Regions from separate parts of the Mus musculus genome. Here regions 1 and 2 are each linked to region 3. Evidence: chromatin loops called from intact Hi-C (ENCODE). Cell type or tissue: left cerebral cortex. All regions are shown on one strand. Each heading gives the region's core, and the rest is flanking DNA. Links, peaks and the distances in the headings are about the cores only.

Evidence for each region. Hi-C counts contacts between places; a loop is a spot of excess contacts. Peaks named below come from ENCODE experiments on the same cell type or tissue, not always from the same donor. Only the 100,000 strongest peaks of a DNase experiment are listed, where the experiment ranks them.
Region 1: it touches region 3 in a loop (6-fold over the local background); 2 of 42 quality-filtered maps call a loop at or near these places.
Region 2: it touches region 3 in a loop (7-fold over the local background); 2 of 42 quality-filtered maps call a loop at or near these places.

Annotation. Positions count from the first base shown.
Region 1 is chr9:98,334,240-98,342,011 of GRCm38, forward strand. All of the region lies in intron 1 of Nmnat3 (nicotinamide nucleotide adenylyltransferase 3), which reads left to right. Among named protein-coding and RNA genes, the nearest start is that of Gm46126, 38 kb to the left of the region's middle. In left cerebral cortex, for the core only: no CTCF peak of the experiment used is centred there; DNase peaks (open chromatin) are centred at 3,998 and 4,355; H3K27ac peaks cover 378 bases.
Region 2 is chr9:98,126,622-98,134,393 of GRCm38, forward strand. No RefSeq gene overlaps it. Among named protein-coding and RNA genes, the nearest start is that of Clstn2, 97 kb to the left of the region's middle. In left cerebral cortex, for the core only: no CTCF peak of the experiment used is centred there; DNase peaks (open chromatin) are centred at 4,410 and 5,075; H3K27ac peaks cover 708 bases.
Region 3 is chr9:98,383,628-98,391,399 of GRCm38, forward strand. The region is part of intron 2 of Nmnat3 (nicotinamide nucleotide adenylyltransferase 3); the gene reads left to right. Among named protein-coding and RNA genes, the nearest start is that of Rbp1, 35 kb to the right of the region's middle. In left cerebral cortex, for the core only: no CTCF peak of the experiment used is centred there; DNase peaks (open chromatin) are centred at 4,449, 4,872 and 5,177; H3K27ac peaks cover 910 bases.

The DNA.
Region 1 (7,772 bases), core at 2,851-5,350, 50 kb before region 3:
AGGAGAGGAGAGGAGAGGAGAGGAGAGGAGAGGAAAAGAAAACCCAAGAGCAATAGCAGTGTGGGACTTCTTTCCTAATAGTAAATATAGCTTTGTGCCCAGTGTCAGAGCAGAGCAGAGGCCCTTTGCACAAACCTCCAGTTAGACATGAGCACAGGCAGCAGAGAGACAGACTCTGCTAAATCCTTTGGTTGGGACTGGGAATCAAGGTCCTGGGATGGGGCCACCCAAGCAGTGACATGTTTAGAAAGTGGGAACAAAATGGAAATTCAGAAGGGAGCTGGCCCCCAGCTAAAGAGGAAGGAATACTCCAGAGACCTGGGCAAGGAAAGGTGTGCCCTGTGTTGAAAGCTAGAATAGAGACAGGTGAATGGTGGCTGAGCCCCGGGCTCTGCTGTTTTCATTGTGGGATATTTCTCCCTTGGTGGTTTCTACCTGCTCCAGCCTGGACTGTTCCATGATGGGCGGTTGCTCTTGGGCTCATGTTTGATCTGCTTTTAACCTTTCCCTTCAGAATACAGTTTCTTTCCAATATGCACTGGAGCCCAGGAGAACCCTGGGATTCATTGTAGCAAGCAAGGGAAGGGTGGCATCTCCCAGTATAGCACAGACCATGTGCTTCATTAGGTCAGAAGAGGAGACTGTCTTCCAGGTAGGCTACCAAAAGACCCCAACCAGGAGAGAAGCCAAGGAAGGGGCACTTCAGCAGGTGAAGGGGGGTGAATAGGACCCCAAGAAGCAGGAATGCTCAAAACCAATGTCAGGTGATCACAGCTTGGTAAGGAAGTAGAGGACATGTGGGCAACAAGGGGCTGCTCAAAGAAAAGGGGGAGACACAGAATGAGAGCTAAGTTTCCAAAATCCGGAGGCCAGGAGGAGGATGTGCCTGACCAAATGAGTGTCCATGAGACTGTACCACCAGGTAGACGTAACGGTCAAGGTTCCATACACCACACATATGGCCAACACTCAAGTTCATAATATCTGGGTGAGTAATTGATTCAGGACTGGGTCATCTGCTTAGCATATTCAACTAGGGCCAAATCCATAGCTAATACAGAGTTTCTTTCACCTTAACAGTTGTGGAAGGCATCTCTGGAAAGAGGAGGGGCTGTCTGCACCTCTCTGGGAACAGCTTTGTATGTGATGGATCTCCACTTTCCATGTCTGCCTCATGAGATCTCATCCATGCTCAGACCATGCCATTACCATGCCCCTTGCCTTCCCTGAGCATGCCATTACCTGCCCCTTGCCTTCCATGGTCAACTCTTTATTCCTTGAAGTGATCTTCTAGGGACTGACCATGTTCCTTATCTGCTTCATCTTTGCTGGGGCGGGGGACTCAGGTAACCAGAGTTCTTTCTCTTGCTGGCTATCAAAAACCCTTTGATAGAGTAAGGTAAGGCATTCCTGAGGTAAAGCAGCTCTCTGAAGGAGCAAATGTGAAGGGTTTCTATAAAGCTGCTGGCCTTCCCTGAAGGCAGGCTGTGTCAGAGTAAGCACTGAGATGACAGAAGGGGAGATGTGGGGCTGGGACTCAGTCAGAAAAGTATTTCCCAGGCAAGGAAAGTTTGATTTCCAAAGCCTACATAAGAACCACACAAGTGTCATGCCAGCTCTAGTAAGTAGAGACAGGCAGATCTCTCAGGCTAACTGGCTAGCCAACTTTGTCAAGCCACAGGCCAGCTAGAGAACATATCTCAAAAAAAAAAAAAAAAAAACAAAGGTATATTGTAGCTGAGTGTGGTGGTTTCATGAGAATGGCCCCCACAAGCTTATATATTTCAATGTTTGGTCCTTAGTTGATGGCCCTGTTTGGGAAGGATTGGGAAATGTGGCCTTGTTGGATGTGTGTCACTGAGGGTGGACTTTTACCATGACATTCCTGGTCACTCTTTTTCTCTGCCTTCAACTTATGGATAAAATGTAACCTCTAAGCCACGGCTCCAGTGTGATTCCTGCCTGCCTGCTGGGATGATTCTGGCCATGATGGACTCACACACTGAGACTATAAGCAAGCTCCAACTCAATATTTTATTTCATAAATGTGCACCAACGCACACAGACATGCACATGCACACACATGCATACACATGAACACATGCACACATCTATGAATGCACACACAAACAAAATGGGGAGATATCATAACAAACTGGTAGGTTTTGATCGTGGACAACTAACGAAATGGTTGAGTCTTTTTCATGCAAAGGGTACAGATAACCAGAACAAGTTAGGAAGTTTTAAACACAGAGAAAGGGAAAAGAACTTTCTAGAGATCCTTCTATGAGCTAGATTTCTTCTGCGTGTCACCGCTGATGACCCTCAAGACAAGTGTCAGAGGTCTCTGATTATCTCTATGTGTTCTGTGTGTCCCTGAGAGTTGGGATAATTGATGAGCCCACTGTAGTAAGAACAAGCTAATTCTTGTCATCCTCTTAGGATGCCCTCATGGAAGTGACATGTGCCAATTTGTGACCATAGTACACTTCCTGATAAAGGACTTCCTAGAAGCCTCTCTGTCTGCTAGGGGCATGTGGGACCATGAAAGGCATTCTGTGTTCTGGTCGAGCGAGGCTTATTCTGGGGTCCTGGTAGAAAATTCTGCAAGGGACAAAACAGTGAGCTACGCCTCCAGACACAAACGCCTGACACCATGAACCCTCAATTCCATCATTATGTGGCCATCAGTGACATAGGCTGTCCAGACTCCACTCTCCACAGTTACCCTGCAACAGCAAGGTAGCCCAGCCCATTATAAAAGGGGCTGCTTGGCCCCTCCTCTCTTTCTTGCCTCTCTTGCCTCTCTTGCTTCTCTTGCTTTCTCTCTAGCCCTCTTGCTCCTTCTCTCCCCCTCCCTCTCCCCACATGGCCATGGCAGGCCTCTACTTCTCTACCTTTTCCCTCTCTCTGTTTTCTATAATATAGCTCTAAAACCATGGATTGTCGAAACCTGCTGTGCTGGAGCAATGGAATAGACCTTCCCTTAAAGAGTCAAGTCTTATCTCCCGCAAGAAGGCCTTCAGCGTTTCCACCACTCACCCAAGAGGGAACCACCCAGTGCTCTTTCCCCCCTGCCCCTTCTCCCTTCATCCCCAGGACTGACTGAGCCCCTCACTTTGTTCTCTGTCCCTGAGCAGTTCCGTGGTGTCCCATAGCAGTCTCTCACATCCGCCCGCCTAGAGCCCTGGAGCTCTGGCGGGACACAGGTCATCTTTCCTACCCCTTATATCCCCAGACTGGCACCCCGACAGGGGCTGGCTCTACTCAAGGTTCTCCTCTTTTGAGTCCTGGTTTAAGAAATAAATATAGAGAGAGTGGAGTTCTGAGCTGCTTGGAATGAGTGTATAAATAAGAAACAAATTCTACTTTAAAATGTAGGGGTGTTTGCTAATGTAATGTACCTGTCTTCTCTTAGTGGACAGTCATTCAAAGTAAGTCGACTAGAAAGTTGTTAATTTTGAGTCCATGCCAGTCTAGCTAGTTATCAAGTTGGTATGGACCTGTAGGTACCTATAAGCAGTATTAAGACCAGAGATGTGCGTCCTGGTAACATCTGCATAAATGTGGCTCAGAGTAGATAGAAAGACATACAAGTTTATTCTGTGGGCTTTGAAGCCAGATATTTCTGGTATTCTTTCTCTCCCTCAATTGATGGTAACCCTCATCATGACCTCCTATCAAACATGACTACTGCCCAAAGGCTCTGGTGGTTCTAAGATTTTGGCTGGAGCTTGTGGACAGCTGAACCCTCGGAACATTGCTAAACCCTTTCATCGTCTCTGATGTCTGGAAATAGCCCAAGTGGCTTGAGGTTTTGCTCACTTGTAAATGTTTGAGTATTGTGTCCACAAATTGCAAATTGAGTAACTCAATTTTGAGGCACAGCTGTTATTTGGAAAAGACCCATCTAGGAGCAGGAGCTCCTTGCAAAATGACTGTGCTTCGTTTTTGTCAAGTACCAGGAAATGATTAACCCACCAAGCCATATGGCAAATGCCCACTCGAAACAGAGAGCAACAGCGCTGTGTAATGAGTCTGTGTTGGGGGAGGCAGTGGGGCAGTGTCTGGTTTCTGCGGTGTACACAGGAACAGACTTGCCTCTGCGTATTTCAGGTTTCCATAGTCCTGCGTAAGGACTTTTTCCATCCATGAAAAATTCATATAAGAAATTAAGTTACAGTGCACTCCCCCCACCCCCTGCCATAGGTGCATTTTTTTTTTTTTGCAAATGATATGCACTTGAGTTACTGCATATAACATGAATTTAATCAAGGCTGCAGAAATGTGAAATTTTATGCTACTTAGATCAACATGCTTTAGCTATGACTCACTCGGTTAGAATCGTGCTCCATCTCATGTAAGAGGAAAAAGGAAGAAAACTAGGCTGCTGACAAGAGTACGTCTCCTCCAGGGAGAAGACACTAAGGCGTTAGCAGCCTCAGGCCAGTGTGATCACTAGGTTCGGGTTTTCTCTTAGTGTGTTCTCTGCCCACCTGGAGCTGGCCCTTGTCCTCGGCATCCGGATTAGCTGCTATACTCTAGCCCTCACGCTGTAGGCAGCAGAAGGAAGGCTGGGAGCTGCATGCGTTTATTGGTTTGTTTGTGCTTTGCTTTGTATAGTGCCAGGGTCCCCCCATGTAACTGAAGTCTTGCAATGTGGGTCTTGCAATGTGATCCAGGTAGCCTCAAACCCATCATCCCACTGCCTCAGCCTTCTGAGCGCCGGGATTACAGGCATGGGTCACTGTGCTCAGAAAATCACATTCAGTCTCTCTTTCCCCCTCAGCCCCCAAAAGAATATTCCTGGAGGTGTTCTAGACAGTAATCCAGCCTCCCCCTGCTGCCGAGGCAACTGGGAAAGGTAGTGGTTGTCCAGTCAGTGGGAAGGATCCAGTGACTGACAGGAAAGAGAATGAGTCTCAGGCAGGGACCAAGACTCCACTCTGCCTGATGTCAGCACTGTTTGTTCTCCTGTGGACCACACCTGGAGGGCAAGAGCAGACTTTACGTGGTACCATCTTGCTATTACGGAGGCCTCTTGCTTCACGTCTTCTGGAAGAAAAAAATCAGTTAAGAGACACAGACTAGGGTAAATATGTGTAGCTCCGTGGTAGAACACTTGCCTAGCAAACACAGGGTCCTAGGTTCAATCCCAAAAGGCATAGACAGTTTGTGGTGTTTTGTTTTGTTTTGTTTTGTTTTGTTTTGTTTTGTTTCAAGAAATGTCTCACTATGTAGCTCCGGCTGTCCTAGAACTTGCAATTAGACCAGGATGGCCTAGAACACACAGAGCTCTACCTGCGTCTGCCTCCTGAGTACTGGGATTAAAGGAACATGCCACCATGCCTCGCCAGACAGATTAAGCAGTGGTTTACTTAGCAAAGCAAAGCAGACGTTCTGAAGTGAAACTGGAGTGGGCTGCCCTAAAAGTGGGGAACAGCTCGGTGGTTTCTGTGGTGTGGTTTTTACGGGTGTGTATGACTATGAAATGCGTGGCACATTCATGAAATAAGGTGACCTCTTTACATGCAGATCAATGTAGATCAGAGCTCCCTTTAGGTATCTGTTCCCATGATCCTCTAGAACAGCCCATGGCAAGCGGGGAGTGGGGGGGGGGGGCAAACCACAGTCAAAGGATATTATAATGAGGCCAGGGTCCTCTGAGAATGCAGACCCTTCATTAGTACATGTGTGTGGTAATTGGGTAAGTGCCCTGGTGCCTTCATTTTAGATGTAGCAGGAGGAACCTGTCTGAAGCTTCAAGGGTGTTTAAGGACAAAAAGGGCCAGAAGAGATGGCTCCCAACTGCAGCATTCCTTAGATACTTCATACCCAATTCCCTGTCTGCCTGTTGTCACCAGGCAGCAAGTCTGAGTGTTGTCACCAGGCAGCAAGTCTGAGATCCTCGATGGTAGCAGGTGGATGCAAGTTGTGTGCCCAAGGGCTGCCAAGTTTTACACATAGGCAGCTGGAAAATTGAATAAACAAGCGGAATAAACACGCATCTGGAGGCAGCTGCAGAAATGGGGAATCATGGGTTAAGCACCATGAGGAGAGCAGGCTAGGGCTCTTGAGAACCCAGTAAAGGGGGACAGGAGGTAACCAGACTGGAGTCGCCTCTGCCTTCACAAGGTGGCTTACTTTAATGTTCTTGTCCTCAGTGAATTCCCTTTGCACCCTTGCCTACCAGGAGGGCCATGGAAGGTGGGGATTTTAAACTTTCCACCCCTGCAGTACCCAGTCAGATTCCTGCTATAATGCAAGTCACCCCGTCAGCGACTGCATCCTGACTGGGTCCAGTCAAAAGAACAAGGAGAACTTAACCCCACCCACAGCCTCACAGCCCCACAGCCACACAGCCACACAGCCCCACAGCCTGCCCAGAAGGATAGAAAAGCACAGGTTACTCAGCCAGGCAGAAAGACTCCAGAGTCCGTCTCTCTGCTTGCTGGGCTGTGGACAGTGTAACTTTCGCTTTAATAAGTCTTGACTGAGTGCTGTGTCTTCAGATTTCTAAGCTTGTAACTCTTTACTGCAAAAAGAAAAGAACCTAAAGAAAGACACCCTAGACAGTATAATGTAAGGCCTCACTCAGGACTTGCAGGAAGCCCATCTTCCAATTAAGGTCAGTCACAACCAGACCAAACTGCGAACAGGGCTGAGAACATGACTGTCTGGTGCGTCTCTTACCCTAAAAGCATAGGGGTGGGAGGCGGCGGGAGAGAAGACTTCTTCCATTAGCAAGGCTGAACTTTAAGGCCAGTATTTCTCATTCTTGGTAGGAAGCCCCCTTCCCATCCCCAGGAGCCTGTTGCTGACCCGCAAGGCTTACAAAGGTTGTCCACAGGGTCTAATCCAGGATCTAGTCTGACCCATCTCATGCCAAGAAACTGCTCACCACTAATGATCGCGAAAGGCCCTGCAGCCCCAGAATTAAAATCAAACTAGAAAAGAAAGAAAATGGCTACCAGAAGGACCAAGTATCATCACCCTGTTCTCCACTTAGCCTGTTCTGTAGGAAGGAAAGGGAGCAGTCTGCTCCCGCCCTGTCTGCTCCCGCCCTGTCTGCTCCCGCCCTGTCTGCTCTTCTTCTTCCTGCAGAACCACCTTGTATTAGCAAAGAAAGGAGTAGACTGCCAGGCCCTAGCAGTACTATGCTTTCATCCGAGGGAAGACCCTCTCCATCCCATGGCCAGGAGAAATGGTGTGAAGCCCCTTGGAGACTCCCCCAACCCAAACGTCGCTGAATCTTCCCAGCACCCCTCCATGCTCGGGATGGTGTCCCCTTCAAATCACCTGGGTGGGACAGGAAGCCATGTGTCTGTTCCTCCATCACCAAGGTTGGGGTCAGGGCTGGAAGTAAGTTCCATGTTGACTTAGTCCGGGCCCGTACAGAATGTTATAGTCTGGGACAGGAAAAGGCCAGGAGAGAAGCTAAGCAGCCTGGAGAGTTGATAGCGATAGCTGCTGTGAGACTCAGCCTGACAGAGGGTGCCCGCCAGAAGCCCTTCAGTCCTGGAGCTGTGCTTGCTCTGTAGACAAGAAGCCACTTTGAAGGGATGTCTGCAAAGATACAGGCCCCTGCTAGGGTGCTGCCCCAATTTCGAGGGGGAATTATTGGAGGATTCAGTGTTCTGGGAACAAGCTGGGTTCCATACATCTCGCCTCAACCTCTTGTAGTCCCTAGAGCACTCCAGCCTTAGGCATCCAAAGGGCCTCAACTAATGGAGGTTAATCCTAGACCTCTGGGTAGGTAATGAGGCAGTGAT
Region 2 (7,772 bases), core at 2,851-5,350, 260 kb before region 3:
AGCAGGGAGCCAAATGATCAGATACACACCAGCCTATGGGGACAGTTCCCTTCCAGACCACAGCACTGGGCTTGAATTCTTCCTTCCAATCAAACCTTCCCTTCTCTGATCTGTGGAAACTCACTTCAACCTCTACACAAAGGCAACACAGCAGGGAAGCACAGGTCTGTTATCCCTTCTATTGTCAACTCCTTCTGAGAGCTTTTAAATCCCCTGTGAGCCATAGCATAGCACTAATATCATCTGATTTTTTTTCAGGCAGTTCAAGCCAAGAAAACATTCTTTTTCTAGCCAGAATTACCATGTCTCTTTCTGGGCTGATGAACTAAAATCTACTATTTCTCTGAGGAAAACCCCATGCTTAGGCTCTTGAACACACCATAGTACAGAGGCTATACATAAAGAACACCCCAGAATCAGTTTGAGAACATAAAGGAAAGGGGACTTTTAGGGGGACAGGAGGCAGGTGCAGAATACCAGGCAAGCATCATTTTTGGTCCTAAAAATGCTCTAACACCAGATTAAGAAAATAGTGTCAGAGACAGGTGATCCTGTGCCATCAGTCAATGCCTGGACTTAACAATTTAGAACCCCAAAACCCAGCCTCTACTTCTCAAATTTTTACTGAACACAAGTTTCTGCCAAGAGTCCCGGGTACCTCATTAGCTTTGGTCTGCAATGCCAGCAGCCACTCTGCCTGAGTTTCTGAACCCATATTAGTCAATACCATGGAATAGTCCGTCTTGCAGTGAAAAGAGCCCTCTAAATCTTAGTAACCAGATATGTTGATTTTTCTGTTAGTTTTACACTTATTTCACAGGACATCTAGAGGAAAGACATGCCTTGCCCAGGTTTTCTTTGTTGGGGATGTCAACAGTGGGAAGGCCTAGGCCCTCTGTAGTCATCTTGATTTTCAACCATCATCATCATTCTTAATTCTAGGAGAAATATGAATTCCACATAGACTCAGAAGAGTTTATCTTGGCTCTGGGTCCCCCTGTCAGAAACTATGTCATCTAATGTTACTAAATGTCCTCTTCCCCGCCCCAGTTCCCTCATCTCTGAAATGAGAAGATGAGGTCACAAAGAATTTTTAAGGCTATTCACACCTCAAAACATTTCCCAGGAAGGAAAGGGAATCACTGAGTGTTGGGTGTGGATTCCCCACAGTCCTCTGGAGAGCAAAACTATTCATTCACACTATTCAGAAGGTGTGCTTGGAGAAGCAGCTCACTCAATCACAAACAACTGGAAACAGACGTGTGTGTGTGTGTGTGTGTGTGTGTGTGTGTGTGTGTGTGTGTGTGAGTGTTTCATTTGTGATCCGGCATTGTACAGAGAACAGAGTGGAGAAAAACAGATACTACCATGGAGTGAGCCAAGAGTCAGGCACTGATGGGTAGCCTTAGGGAGAAAGCAATAACTACGCTTTCATTTTTTGATGGTCCAATTGTTGTTGGTAATGGCAATATTTAGCATGCACTAAGTGCTGGGTCCTGGACAAGGTGCTGGATACACAAGTATTAATTTCCCCTGGGAAGGGAAGAGGACACATATTAATTATTTTGAGAGGCAAAGATTTATTACAAAAAGAAAAAGAAAAGATAAACTACTCATAAAACCTATGAGAAGGCTGGGAAAAAAAAAACAGCTCTGGCCATCTGATGTAGGCTTTCATGGAAGGAGAAGATAGAGAAAATGGGGGCATCTAACAGTCCACCTCACTACCACTCTTGAGATGGTGACTTGCTCTTTTCTTTTACCTTCAAAATCTCCTGCCCTGGGTTCTAATTTAAAGAATGTGAACTGGAGCTTTGAACCATGCTTGCCTCCCTGAGGCCTTGTTTAAAGAGGGCAGAGATGATGCCACTCTCTGTCAGCAAATACATCTGGATAGTCTTAGGAATTACGGCCTCTGTGACATGGGACAAGCTTCAAAAGTCAGGAATGCTATCTTGTCTTGACCCCAACAGCCAGTACAGCACTCTCGTTCCAAATGGAAGAGTCAGGACTGTCTCCTTAATGTGGTGGGAGTTGTCTTGAAATGAGCTAGGAGAGAAGTCTCCTTCAGATGAAGGAAAATTAAAAGGAGGCTGCCTCTATTGAACAGAGGTTTCAGGATTCAGACCAGACAGGTGGTCTGTGCCAAGGAGTCGACCACTGAAGGTCTTTGAAGGCAGAGAGGTATAGAACTGGATGAGTATTATTTTAGAGATTTCATTGTGGACATTCAAAAAAGATAGAGGAGAAAAAGAGACAGGTGAGATGAAATCATCATCCTTCAAGGGCCTGACAATGAGAATTCGATAGAGCAGTGGTCATGAGGACAAAGATGGAAAGAACAGGTTTGGGATGCAGTGTGGAGGTTAAGGATGCACAGTTTGTGGGATGTGTGGAAGTGACCCACCATGCTTTCAGCCTGCCCGATGAATGGATGCTGAAACACTTGCTAAAATGGACACTTGAAAGGAGGAATGTGTTTGGGAGTAAAGGATGTGGAGATTGCTGCATTTGACTCCTCCCAAGTCTAATGTACCCGTGTATGAAGAGTTGGGACATTGATGAGGTATGCATTTGGACCCTACCAGAGACCAGGCCTATGTTCAGGTTCAGGAGTTGAATATAGTGAGCGTGTCTCTGAGGGGCTCCAGTTTCACTTGCCTCTGAATGTCTGGTTCCAGAGGAGCCTGACAACAGAAATCTATTGGGAATGCTCAGATCTCACTTGAAGTGAATGTTTCAGCTCTACAGTGTCCCCAAGCAAAAATTTCCCTGGAGACTCTCAGAAGCACGCTGAAAATTGGTGTTTATTTGTCTTTTCTCTAGGTCCCAGAGTTGAGAGAAAAATCACAAAAGATGTGAGGAATCTCTTCCCTGTCCTTTAAGTGTAGTGAAGTTCCCAGTGATAGGGTTCGGACAAGAATGTGTTTAAACTGGGGCTTTGAAGAAGTTTTAAGCCAGACTTTGTCCAGCCAGAGCACACTACAGGGCTGAGATAGAAGCTCACTGACACACAGTGAGGTAAGGGACAGATGTGGGGACAGGGTACCATTGTTTCACGTGCTTGTGCTATCTAGGATTTGTACTTTGAGTCTTCCCCAGTCCAAAACTTGGATAGCTGGCCACCCAAGGTTCCTCAAGGAAACATCCATGTAGGTCAGTGATGTCCCCAAGAGATCCTAAGCGGTTCTGGCAGCTCCAAGCGGACTTGTCTACCAAGTACTAGTCCGTGTTCAGTGTAAAGTGTTAACCTGGGCTAACAGATGCAAGGCCCTGAGTCCTACCCTGTGGAAGATGAGGAAGGAGTTAGGGAGGGAGGGAGTTCTAAGAACTAAGATCTTCCTAATTTCATACTTATCATCAGCTGCAGACTCTTTCCTAGTTGATTTTCTTCTTGTAAGTTCATACCTACATACTTTCTGACTTTTCTCTAGTCATTAAACTAGTCCCCAACTGCGATTCTACTTTTGTGTCATCCCTTTCTCTCTTCCTCTCCTCTCCACTCCCCATTCTCTCTCCCTCTCCCTCTCTCCCCCACCTCTTTTCTTTTCTTTTTTCTTTTCTTTCTTTCTTTCTTCCTTTCTTCCTTTCTTCCTTTCTTCTTTCTTTCTTTCTTTTCCTTCCTTCCTTCCTTCCTTCCTTCCTTCCTTCCTTCCTTCCTTTCTTTTGGTTAATGTCTTGTGTATGTAGTTATAGCTGCTAGCTGTGTGTTTGTGTTAGCAACAGCCATGTCATGTCCAGAAAACAGAGATTCACAACATTGCTCCTCCTCCTCCTCCTCCTCCTCCTCCTCCTCCTCCTCCTCCTCCTCCTCCTCCTCCTCCTCCTCTCCATCTTCCTCTGACCTTTACTGTCTCTTCTGTCCCTCTTTCACCATGCTCCCTAGAACTCCTTGAGTTCTGGATTTGTTCCATGATATTTCTTTGTTTCCGTTATAGTATAGGATGCATGACATCACCATGCTTAGGATTTTGGGTTGAGACTGGTTGTTAGTTTGCCTGGGTGGTACTAGGGATTGAACCTAGGACCTCCTGCACATGGAGCAATCACTCTACTATTGAGCTAAAGCCCCAGTCCTAGTTGGATTGTCTGCCCTGTTCTACTGGAACAGAAACTCTTCACATGATGGAATATTTAGCTGTGTCTGGTTCCTGTGTCTTACATTCAAGTGGTCCATCCTAAGCCCTCAGTGGTTGAATGAGTGGCCAATATTCAATCTATAGTGTTTTAGAAGGAACATGACTAATTCTGACTTTTTTTAATTCAAATGAGACTAAGGAGACATTTGCATTATTTCATATTCAAAACCTACTGTTGACACATTTAATCTTGCTAAACTCACCAAGTGTGGCGGCTTACTCCTGCCAGCAGGGTTGCATAATCTTCCAGGCACACATTTGAAGCAGGATGCTAACCTTCGCGCATGGCAGCTATGGAGCGGTAATTGCAAGGGGGTGTCTCTGAAGGGCTGGAGGAGACAGGCCATCTGCTACAGCATCAGGGACAGCCAGGGGCGAGGATGCAGAGACTCCTGTAATGGCTCATCTGCCAATTTGCTCTCCCCACACCAGCTGAGTAGGCTTCAGGCTTGGCAGTCAGGAGCTATGGCTTGAATAGAAAGGTCACTAACATAGTGACCATACAACCCTGTGCTGAAATGGTAGATGTAGACTTTCAGATAAGAAGGAGAATAGAAGACAGTGGGGCATGAAAATATTCAGAGGGCAGGCAATTGTGTGTCTGTCTTCTGTGGCTGGCTGAAACTGGCATAGCTCCTGAGTTACACCGCACACAGAGTCACCTCTGTGTTCTCCCCACATTGACTTCAGCACAACAGTACCTTCTTCCTCTTGAATGCCTGGTGACTGATTTTTTGCCATTCAATGTGTTTTCTGGGAACTGAACCTGGATCCTCTGGAAGAGAAGCAACTGTTCTGAATCCTCAGTGGTCTTTCCAGCCCCAGTCTTAATGAGGGGCGATGTTCTGCAGTCTGCTTCCAGATGTCTGATGTAGGACAAGAATTGAGAAGGATCTGATGAGGACATGAGTCCAGTGGACAGCCTGGCAGTAGCTTGGCCAGCCACCGAGGTACACAGTCCTGCCTGGATTTTCTAAGAAGTAGTAGTATTCTGTAGCAGCTGCCAGCTTTCTGCTCTATGACCAGTGGCAACCAGAAAAAAAAATTACCCTGCCTTAGCAGCCTTGGGGGAACTGATACATCAATCCCAGAGGTTGACTTCTCTGCTCCCATCTCTGTGGCTTGGGGTAAGGCTCTGTCCTCTGATACATGTTCACCCCAAGCTACAGGTTGACCAGAAGGCCAGAAAGGAGGTGGCTGTACCAAATAGCATCATCTCTTTGTTATATAAGGCCCAGAAGTAGAACCCAGGAATGTGAAAACACCTATCAAGTACCCTGCTTACTGTAATTGCTGTCACTGCAAAGGAAACAAAAACAAAATAAAGCAACCAGTGATCCCTTGTGCTCAGAGACTGTAATGTCCTGTCCTACACTGCACCTCCTCTTAGACCTCTCTCTGTCTGTCTCCAGGGTGTTTTTCTCTCCATCATGGTGCAGTGCTTCCCCAGATGTTTGCATCTGCACAGCATGCCTTTTTCAGGTATGGAAAGACAGAACAAACACATGTGCCTCCCCTTTTTTCAAGGATGACATGAGCCAGAGCTAAGTTTAGAGATCACTTCCACCTCTCCTGATTTCCTTTTCTCTCTTATGTAGGTTCAGTAATCCCTTTCCAAATCTTTGTCTTTCCTTCCCTAATTCACAGGTAAGCTACTTCTAATCCATTTGCAGGAAAGAGAATGAATTACAGAATTTAAATATTTGGTGTGGACAATACTGCTTGATAAAGAGCATGTGTGTTCAGGGAGTGCGGTTGGCTGATTTGAGGGTATTCTCCAGGGTACATAGACAAACAGGCTCTATCCTCAAGTGGAGTGTGATAGCTGAACTGAGGAGCTGTGGGAGTCTGACATGTGTGTTCCCCTCTTCTGTGATGCCTGGAACAGTACAGTTAGTTTTTGGTGGTGGTTGTTGTTTATCAACTTGACAGAGGCTAGAGTTATCTGAGAAGTAGAATCTTAATTGGAAAATGTCTTTATAATATTGACCTATAGGCAAATCTGGAGGCAAAATTAATTTTCCAGATTAATGACTGATATAGGAGGAGACAGCCCACTGTGTTTAGTGCCACCCCTGGGTAGATGGTCTTGGGTGTATAAGAAAGCAGTCTGAGCAATCCATGAGGAGCAATCAAAAAAGGCAACATTCATCTGTGACGTCTGCTTCACTTTCTGACTCTGGAATCCTGCCTTGAATTCCTAGCCTAACTTTCTTCGGTGTGGTCTGAGGATTATAAGGTGAAATAGACCCTTTCCTAGTTGCTTTTCGTCATGGTGTTTTATCACAGCAATAAAAAGTAACTAGGGCAGGCACTGTCTTTTCTTTCAGTGGCCACGATGATATCCAACCCTTCCTCTCACCACCTACCACCTCATCCTGCCCCTCCCAGCATCTGATCCGGCTGTCACCCAGACTACCATTCCTGCCACCATTAATGGGGCCATTTGCCCTCCCCATCTTACTTTCTCTGTCCAAGAATTCCTTTCTCCCATTCCTGCAACATTTATGTGCAGAGAAGGCATCAAAGCAGTGGTTCTCAACCTTTCTTAATGCTGTGACCCTTTGATACAGTTCCTCATGTCATGGTGATCCCCTCAATCACTTTATTGCTAGTTTATAACTATAATTTCACTAGTATTAAGAATCATAATGTAAATATCTGATATGCAGAATATCTGATATGCAACCTCCAAAGGGGTCAAGACCTAGAGGTTGAGAACTAATTTTTTTCAAAGTATTATTCTTGCCTACCAGCTTGTGTACCAGACCTTGAGAGTCTCTCTCCTCTTCCACTAAGGGCAGTTCGGCCGCTCCTATCTGTTCTGCCCCAAGGTAGCTGACAGAGGAACAGGATGATCGTCTAACAAGCATTGGAGTTGTATGGTGGTACACACTTAATTTTAACTTTGCCATCTGGAGTGTGCTGGGGAGGGAAGTAGGGAAAGAGGGTTAGGCTGACTCCCCTTTCTCCCCTCATCCCTCCAGAAAGAGCTCTCACCTTTTCCAGACATTCTTTCCTAGTGACAGGAACCTGTTTCCACTTACTAGAGTCCAGCACATGGTTTCTTGCTTGCTTCCCCTCATCTGGGCCACCTCTCTCATCGTATCCCCTGGATGGTTTGCCACAGGCTCCTAAAAGGCTTCTCCCTTGGCCTGAAGCCAGTTCTCTACAGAAGAGAGCCTAGGCTCCACTGTAGAGCACGCTATCCCAGTTGCTCAAGTCTACCCTTGTTACCCTGCCTCTGCTTACAAGACCTTGTTAGGATTTGACTTTGTTTCCCTCTCTTGTCACATACCATCCCTGAACCCAAGCTTCAGTCATTGTCCTTGGATGGCTTTTGTTTTAGAACTCACCAAGTTCATCGCACCTAAGGACCTCTGTGTTGCCCAGTTCTCCTACCTGATCTGCAGTCATGGCTCCTTCTTGACATTGAGTCTTAGTTGTGATGCTTCTCTGGGGAAGTCTTCTTGGGATTTGTTTTTGCCTTGTTCTGCTGTATTATTGTTAGGAGACATGTTACCTCAAAAATATGTTCTTAAGTGTTTGTTGCCTGTCTTCTCACCCACAATATATGCTCCACACCATGGAGCTTTGACCCCTGCTGCATCTCAGAGCCCAGTGTTCACTCAT
Region 3 (7,772 bases), core at 3,021-5,520:
TGAAGAGCTAATAACTCCAAAATGTCATGATTTTAAATACAGATTTAAACCAGAAAAACTTTCTTTTTTTTTTTTTAAGTGAGTAGTTGCATTTAGTGAGTATGTACTATGAAGTGGAATCTTGATAGCTGCTAAGTCTTCTTGTTCTTAATTTGTGTGTGTGTGTTTGTGTGTGTATGTATTTGTCTGTGTGTGTATGTGTGTGTGTGTGTGTGTGTGATAAGAAGTTGAACCCAGGGCCTCCTCACACATGCTAAGCAAGCAGACTACAATGAGCTACATCTCTGTCCCTTCATTTTTATTTATTTTTATTTACTTATTTATTTATTGAGGCACAGTCTCATTTATTTTCCCGGGCTGGCCGTGAACTTCTTGCCCAACTTCTTCAGCCTCTTGAGTAGCTGGGATTACAGGTCTGTCGATAAGGCCCACATTTGTTCAGACTTTCAAAGAAGTGGCAGAGGAAGATGTGGCTCCTTAGATTTTTGCTTTTGCTTTTTCTGTCTCTCTTGTAAATTTCCTAAAAGTTGGACCGTGCTCTACAAAGATGGCCACCACCCACTGATTCTAACACAATTTTATTTTTTTTTAATTTCCAATATTACGAAGACATTAAACAGTGTATTTCCTTAAGAGGTATTGCCCAAGAACAAATGTTGATCATTTAGTGAAGTTGTAAACTAGATATAAGCAGTCAGTGTGGAAGAGTAGCCTATGTACCAAGAAGGAAGCCAGGTAAACAAACAAATCCACCAGAAGAGCAGTATTAGCCTCATGCACTTGGTTCTGATCCGTTCACTCTCAGATTTAGACTCTCTCTCTCTGTCGGCCTCCAGTTATGAGAAATGAGGAATTCTCTCTCCCACTCCTCCATCCTCACGTTCAGCCACACTTCACCCCCCACTACAAGTTCCCAAACAAATCAGCTCACAGTGTTTGCTGATATTGCTACTGCAGACATGTAGGTTAGTGTAGACAGCCTCAACTGGATCACACAGTTCCCTGTCACTCCATTTTCTCTCATAGAAGCTTTGTTTTGTTTTGTTTTGTTTTGTTTTGTTTTGTTTTGTTTTGTTTTCCCAGAGTCAACTGCTCCATTCGCTTGTTCGCCCGGGTTCCTGGTTCTTTACAGCCGTCACTGATTCAGTCCCAGCTGCTTCTCTTGTCTGCCTGGATCCTCCCAAAGCCACTCAACCCGAGACTGGACAGCCAGTCCCCACATTACCAAACTCCATCCACCTGGGGTTTCCTTCTGTTTCCCCAGGATTCCCTTGCCTGTCTGCTGGTCCTGAACCCTGTTTCTTGAATCCTGCGCTTTCTGCTTTTGTTGATTTATGTTCTCATTTTAGAAGCTTTGCATCCTCGGCCATCTTCCTGAGAATCCTGCATAGTGGATAAGGTTGCCAGGACGTTGCATGTGTTTGGAGAAAGATCTTACACAGTGTTCCTAAGGGCAGTAAACCACAGCCCACAAGCCAGATCTGGCCCACAATCTGCTTTGCTTTCATTTTGTGAATTAAGAGGGTTTTTATATTTTCTTTCTATTAATTTTTTTTCAAAATAAAGGGTATCAAGAAAGATTGTACATAGCCTAAAAGGCTTTGCTTGTTTAATCATCTATTCTTAACAGAAAAAAGTCTGCCAGCCGCAGGTTTAATTGGTTGGTAATTGGCCAAACACAGAACTGTGCATTGGAAGTCCTTTTCCTCTCACACTTAGGAGGCTCCTCTCCCTGTCTCCTGGTTCTAAGAAGACAAGAAACTGTCAAGAAGCACACTGCTCCCTGCTTCCCAGCCAGGCATGTTTGACCTATGTTTCCTCCTGGAAACATCTAGGATCTTTAACTTTCAAATTCACGGTCTGGATTCCCATAAGGGGCCGCATGCTGCTGACCTTTTTCTGTTCAAAGCGCTAGCTATCAGCCAGAAATATGTCTTTCTGGTCTAGGAAAAGTGTTTTCCATTTCTTTGGTGATTTCCTCTCCGCTTTTCTGCTCTACCTGGAGTTTCTGTTAACTTCAGCCCACCTCCTGGATGGAAACCTGGTGCTATCTTTTTTCCTAGCATATGATTCTCTTACATTTTTCTTCTAAGTCTTCTAATAAATGACATCACTGCCGAGGACATCTAGCAGATACCAGTTCCAGAAATGCAGGAATCATTTGAGGCATCATCACCTGTCTCCCCAGCATCAGCACCACAGCCAGCGTTCCCAGGGCAGTTGAAGGGCGTTGTTGATTGAACGAGTAGCTTTTAATCTCTAAGAGCTGTGTCTTGTTTCTTTAAAAGGAGCTCTCATTCCTAGTTCTTGGATAGGATATAGTCCCTGACAATATTACTGTAATCTTCTTAACATCTATTTAATTTGTGTGTTGTAGTGAGCTAGCTAGGTCCTGAGTGAATGTATACTACTGACATGAGCACTGCTATGTCAAGACCCCAGTACCTCAGGCCCCATGGGAGTGGCAAAGCTTTCCCTGGATGAGGCTCATAGGGAAGACAAAGCCGTCCTTAGGTTCATGTGCAGATGGTGATATTGTGTGTAGAAAATGTTCACTATGGCTGCCCCCCTCCGCCCCACATCCCCCAGATGTTTATAACCTAGAGGCTGCTCCTACCAAGATTAACTAAACCTGTCTCCTTGCTGAATAAGTATACCATAAATCCCACCTCCCTGTTCAGTTGTATATAAAAAACACGCTGAGGTTCCAGGGTGAAGCTTCTCCATCAGAAAGCTCAGACTGCCCAATGGCAAAGGTGTAGGGATGTGTGCATGTGCGTTGCAAGTGTGTATGGTGGTGTAAGGGTAGAGGACAACCTGCCAGCATCAGCTCTTTTCTTCCGTGATGGAGGCCCTGAGTATAGGATTCAGGTTGTCCGCCTTCATGGCAAGTGCCTTTACTCTTTACTGCACCATCTTGTTTCTCCTGGAAGATTTCTTTTTTCTTTAATTCTCTGTTTCTCTCTGCATTGTCTGTAACTTCCAAAGACCGTTTTCTCCCGACGGCTGTTTTAGTCTCCGTCTTTCATGGTAAGACTCCTTCCCAAATCCATCTTCTCTTATGCTTAACCCGTTATCAGTTGTAATATCAAAATTGCCAGAGGCTGAGTTGTTACAGTTTTGGAGTCTGGAAGCACAAATTGTTGGTCTTCTAATAAAGGCCTCATGCATGCTCTGACACATGACATATAAGAGGTCACATGACAGAAATGAAAACTGGAGACAGGGAAGAGCTGGTCTCATAACAGCTCTCTTGATAATTACTCATTGCATGAAGCATCAATCCCTTCAAACTGGGAACTAATTAGCTCAGGAGGCCCCTCCCCTTAGTGTGAGCCACACTCGCCAGTGAGACACACACAGCACGCTATCAACACATGAGCCTTTGGGAAGATGTGCTCAACCCATAGCTAAACCATAGCAGCCTTCCAGGCATAGTTGCGGGTCAGGCACATGTGTGAAGTGGTGTCAAAACTGCACTGATGGCTTTGTAAGTGCAGGGTCTTCAAATATGAGGAAATGCCCTGGGAATCTGGATCCCTTCCCCGCAGAGACACCACTACTCTGTATTCTGGAAGACAAACTCAGATGCTCTTGTCTAGGTGTTTCTTTCCCCCACTTCAGGAGTCATAGTTCTCTCTGGTCCAACCTAGTCAGAAAGCTCATGTGTTGCCTGCCAGGGTGGGAGATTTAAGCTAGGCACTGGGATGGCTAAGGTTCCTTAGAAAAACTCTCAACTGGTCCTGCCTTCTCCCTTCATTGAGCCCCAGCCCGTAGAGTTGACTACTTCTCCATGTCCCAGTTCACTCCGGGCTTTGGCTGGCCTTATAACTTACTTTCTATTGCATCTGCTGCCCACTGGCTCTGGCCGGTCTCTTACCATCCCTCGGTGCTCCAGATTGGCTTTGCTTAACTATTGCTTTCTCTTTCACACCCCACCACCATCACCCCTGCCTGTGATCTCAACTTTATCTTATTCCCCCCTTTTCCATCTTACTCATTTCCAGAGGGAGTGGAAGGAAACAAGGAACCCTATCTGCCACGCTAAATTCACAGCCCTGAATTGCTTCAACAGCCCCAAGATGAGGTCGGTAAAACCTAATACTTACGGATGTTACCCAGGAAGAAATAACAATCCCGTGTCCTTTAGGGGCTCTCAGTTTCTTGGGGGAAAGACAAGGGCAGACTGATGAAATCATACACGGGCTATAATGGAAGGGAGGGTGAGCAGCAGGAGGGTCACAGGAGAGGTCCTTGAGTGGATTGGAAGAGCAAGGGACAGTTCACATGGCAGGCTGCACTGTGGTTGCAGCCAAGAACAGCATGGAAGGAAAATAGCTCAGACTCGTGGCCCATTTGGAAGGCGTGAAGCAGCCTTAGCTCAAAGTGTTATTTTGATTGACTGTTCTCTCCCGGCTGCTATAAAAGAGCATTGATTTCTCTATGTGTGACCTGCTATCAAATGAGCTACCCCATCAGAAAGGACACCTGACTGTCCAGGACAACCAGCAGAGTGGCAAGTGTGGCTTTGTCCTCCTGCCCTGCTTTCCTATAAATGGGAGATTAACAGGGAAGATCAAATGTATGTAGATTGCCCCCAGAGAGTCCTCCTAGGCCCCATTTCTTCTTAACAGGAAAATAGAAAGAAAATGGAACACAGATGTGCAGGGATGTAACGTACTTTGCTTTCTTTAATGCTTCACACGTGTTGAAGAAAAAGTTCTAATTTTAAGCCAAGTCTATTACAGGTCAGCTCCAAGAGCAGCTTAAGCATCTTCATTCTGGCCCTAAAAAGATGCACCCGGTCCTCTCTTCCCAAGATCACAGGTGTGAGCTTCTGTCTGCTCTGCCTACACTATTGAAGCTTCCCAGCATCTCTTGGCTCAGGCTGCGTCCCAGATGCTGAGCCTGGGCTCACCATGGTCCCTGAACTCTGTACCCTCTGACTGCTCGTTCTTAACCTCCTTTGCCACCATTTTCCAAAGAACCTTGGGAATTTGTGACTCTCCCCCTCCTCCCCCCCGAGGCCCCCTGAAGCCGAGGGAGAGGTGTTTTCTGAGGCACACTGCCTACACATAGTACCCTCCAGTTCTGCTCTGCTGTTCGTTCACACTGGCGTGGGCTAGTGTGAGATGCCTTTCTCGCAGAATTCCATCAGGACAGCAAAACAGGAGACTGTCAGCCCTACAGCTTCCAGACTTAGCTGTGTCCCTTAGCTGTACCCATCTGTCCCATCTGTCCTAGTTAGGTTTCTGTCTCTGTGTTATAAACCAAAAGCAGCTTGGGAAGGGCAGGGTTTGCTTGGTTTGTAGACTACAGGCCATCATCAAGGGAAGCCAAGACTGGAACTCAGAGCAGGAATCCGGAGGCAGGAACTGAAGCAGAGGCCACAGAAGAATACTGCTTACTAGTTTGCTTCTCCTGAGTTGCTTTCTTATACACCCCAGGACCATCTAACCCTGGAGTGGTACGACCCACAGTAAACTGGGCTCCAAACTGATCATTAATCAAGAAAATGCCCTACAGAGTTGCCTACAGGCCAGTTTGATGGAGGTAGTTGTACAGTTGAGATTTCCTCTTCCCACACATACCTGTGTCTGTATCAACATCAAGCCAACCAGCATATCACCCAGCCTCATCACCAACATGGCTCCTGGCTGAAAGGTACCAGAGCATGGCCACGTTGTGACTCATGTGGTACTCAAGGAACCACAAACCCTTCCTGGTTCTTCTCTGCTCCTGTTTCCCAGTGTACTACAGCCCAGAAAGGGCCTTTCCTCTTTCTTTCTGTGCCCTCCTCTTCCTGCTACTCTCTGGACTCTAGGAAAATCCTGTGCTTAGATACTAGCTTGGGTTGTCCATCAACAAGCCTGGCCCTTTGCAGCAAGAGCACTCACCTTCGCACATGCTTGCATTGCAAGGAGTTTCAGGAGCCACTTCTGGAACCAGAAGCTGAATGCTACTCCCTCATTCTCAGCTGCTTCCTTCCGTCCTCCAGACCGTGGAACATCAGAGTCCAGGGTGGAGGGATCAAGGCATCCAAGTTGTCCTGGGATAGAAAATGCATTTGGGAGCTTCTAGTTTCCAGGAGAAGGCTACACTCTTTGGAGCATCCACTAGCACAATGAGAACATCTTTCAAGCTTCACTTTTAAAGCTAAAATGGTGAGCTATTAAACATCTGTAGCCACCAAAGTAAGCAGCTTACTGTGATATATAGCATGGACCCACTGCTTACAGATGTCAGTCACTCTAGGAGGCCAGATGAGATCTGGCAGCCTGGAAAAATCAGTGCTGGCTTAATCCCCACACCAGTGTCTGTCTGTCTGTCTGTCTGTCTGTCTCCCCCTCCCTCCTCTCTCCCCTCCCACTTCTCTCCCCCTCCCCCCTTTCTCCCCCTTCCCCCTCTCTCTCCCTCTCCCTCACCCCCTCTCTCCCCCCTCTCTCCCCCTCACCTACTCTGTCCCCCTCCGTCTCCGTCTCCCTCTCCGTCCCCCCTCTCCCTCTCTCTCTCTGACAGAGGATTGAGAATTTCTATGTTAAGTACCTTAATATGACCTCACAACTCCCCACCCTGACCTGAAAGAGAGCTTTATGGCACTACCAAGTATCTGGTCCCATGCTTAAAATTAAGTGGACTAAATCAAACTAAATTAGATAGTGTGGAACTTACCACCATCCCCAAAAGCTTATAAAAGCAAGCGCATCCCCTTTGTTCATTCTTCTTGTTCGTGCTCAATCCTTCCCATCCTCCTGAAGAACCCTTTCCTGTCACTTTGCCCATGGTTGGCTCTCTTTCTCTCTTTTACTTTAAGCTGTTTCTCTTAATGCATCTCATCTCCATGCTTTAAAGGGGACTTTCCCATCAATGTCCAGTCACACTGACTGCCTCTGATGTGTTGGGCTGTCCCCTTTTATGCCTCAGCATACCTATCTCAGTTCTGTCTCAGGACTCCACACAAATAACTGTTAGGGACATTAGCCAGCAAGCATCTAAAAACCAAGCACAAGAGAGGCAAAGACATATGGATGCGAACAAAAGATGTAAAAATAGCATGTAGAGATGCTAAGATTTTTAATCAAGTGAAGAAACTGAAACACATATTTAAAAAATAAAAGAAAACTATGACAGGTAACATAGCAGATTTTTGAAGAACCAATAACTATGAAAGTTTAAAAGTTCAATGATGACCCACTAAGACATAATAACCCTGAATATGCGCACACCAAGAACAGAATCATAAAGCACATGAAGTGAAAGCAGAGTTGGGAGAAAACTATCAAATTCACGATTGTAAGTGAACACGAACTCCTGGCCTTCACTGCTACCAGGCAGAATACAAGATGAAAGGCATTCAGGAAGGCTATAGAACTGTTCTTCTCTCTCTAGCTGAACTCGGTAGAGCCCAACAGCCAGTGTAGGCAAATCCATTTTTCTCAAGCACAATTGGAAAATTCAATGAATCATCCCCTGAACTAAGAAGCATAGCTTAAGAGACCTAAAATGATTGAAATCATATAATCATACATATAATATATGGTCTTTGTTCCTAGTGGGTCAAGCTGATAGTAAAAAAGACAACACAAAAATATTAAAAGACTAGAAAAGTTTAAATATATGGAACTGTGTGGAAATGAAATCATAGCCAATTACAATGTTGGATGCATTTAAAATGCTTCAAGGAGGGGAAATATAGCACTAAACGCTTATATTTGAGTGGGAAGAAAAGGCTCAAAGAGTAAAAGGTACCCGCATAAGTGAGGAAGACATGA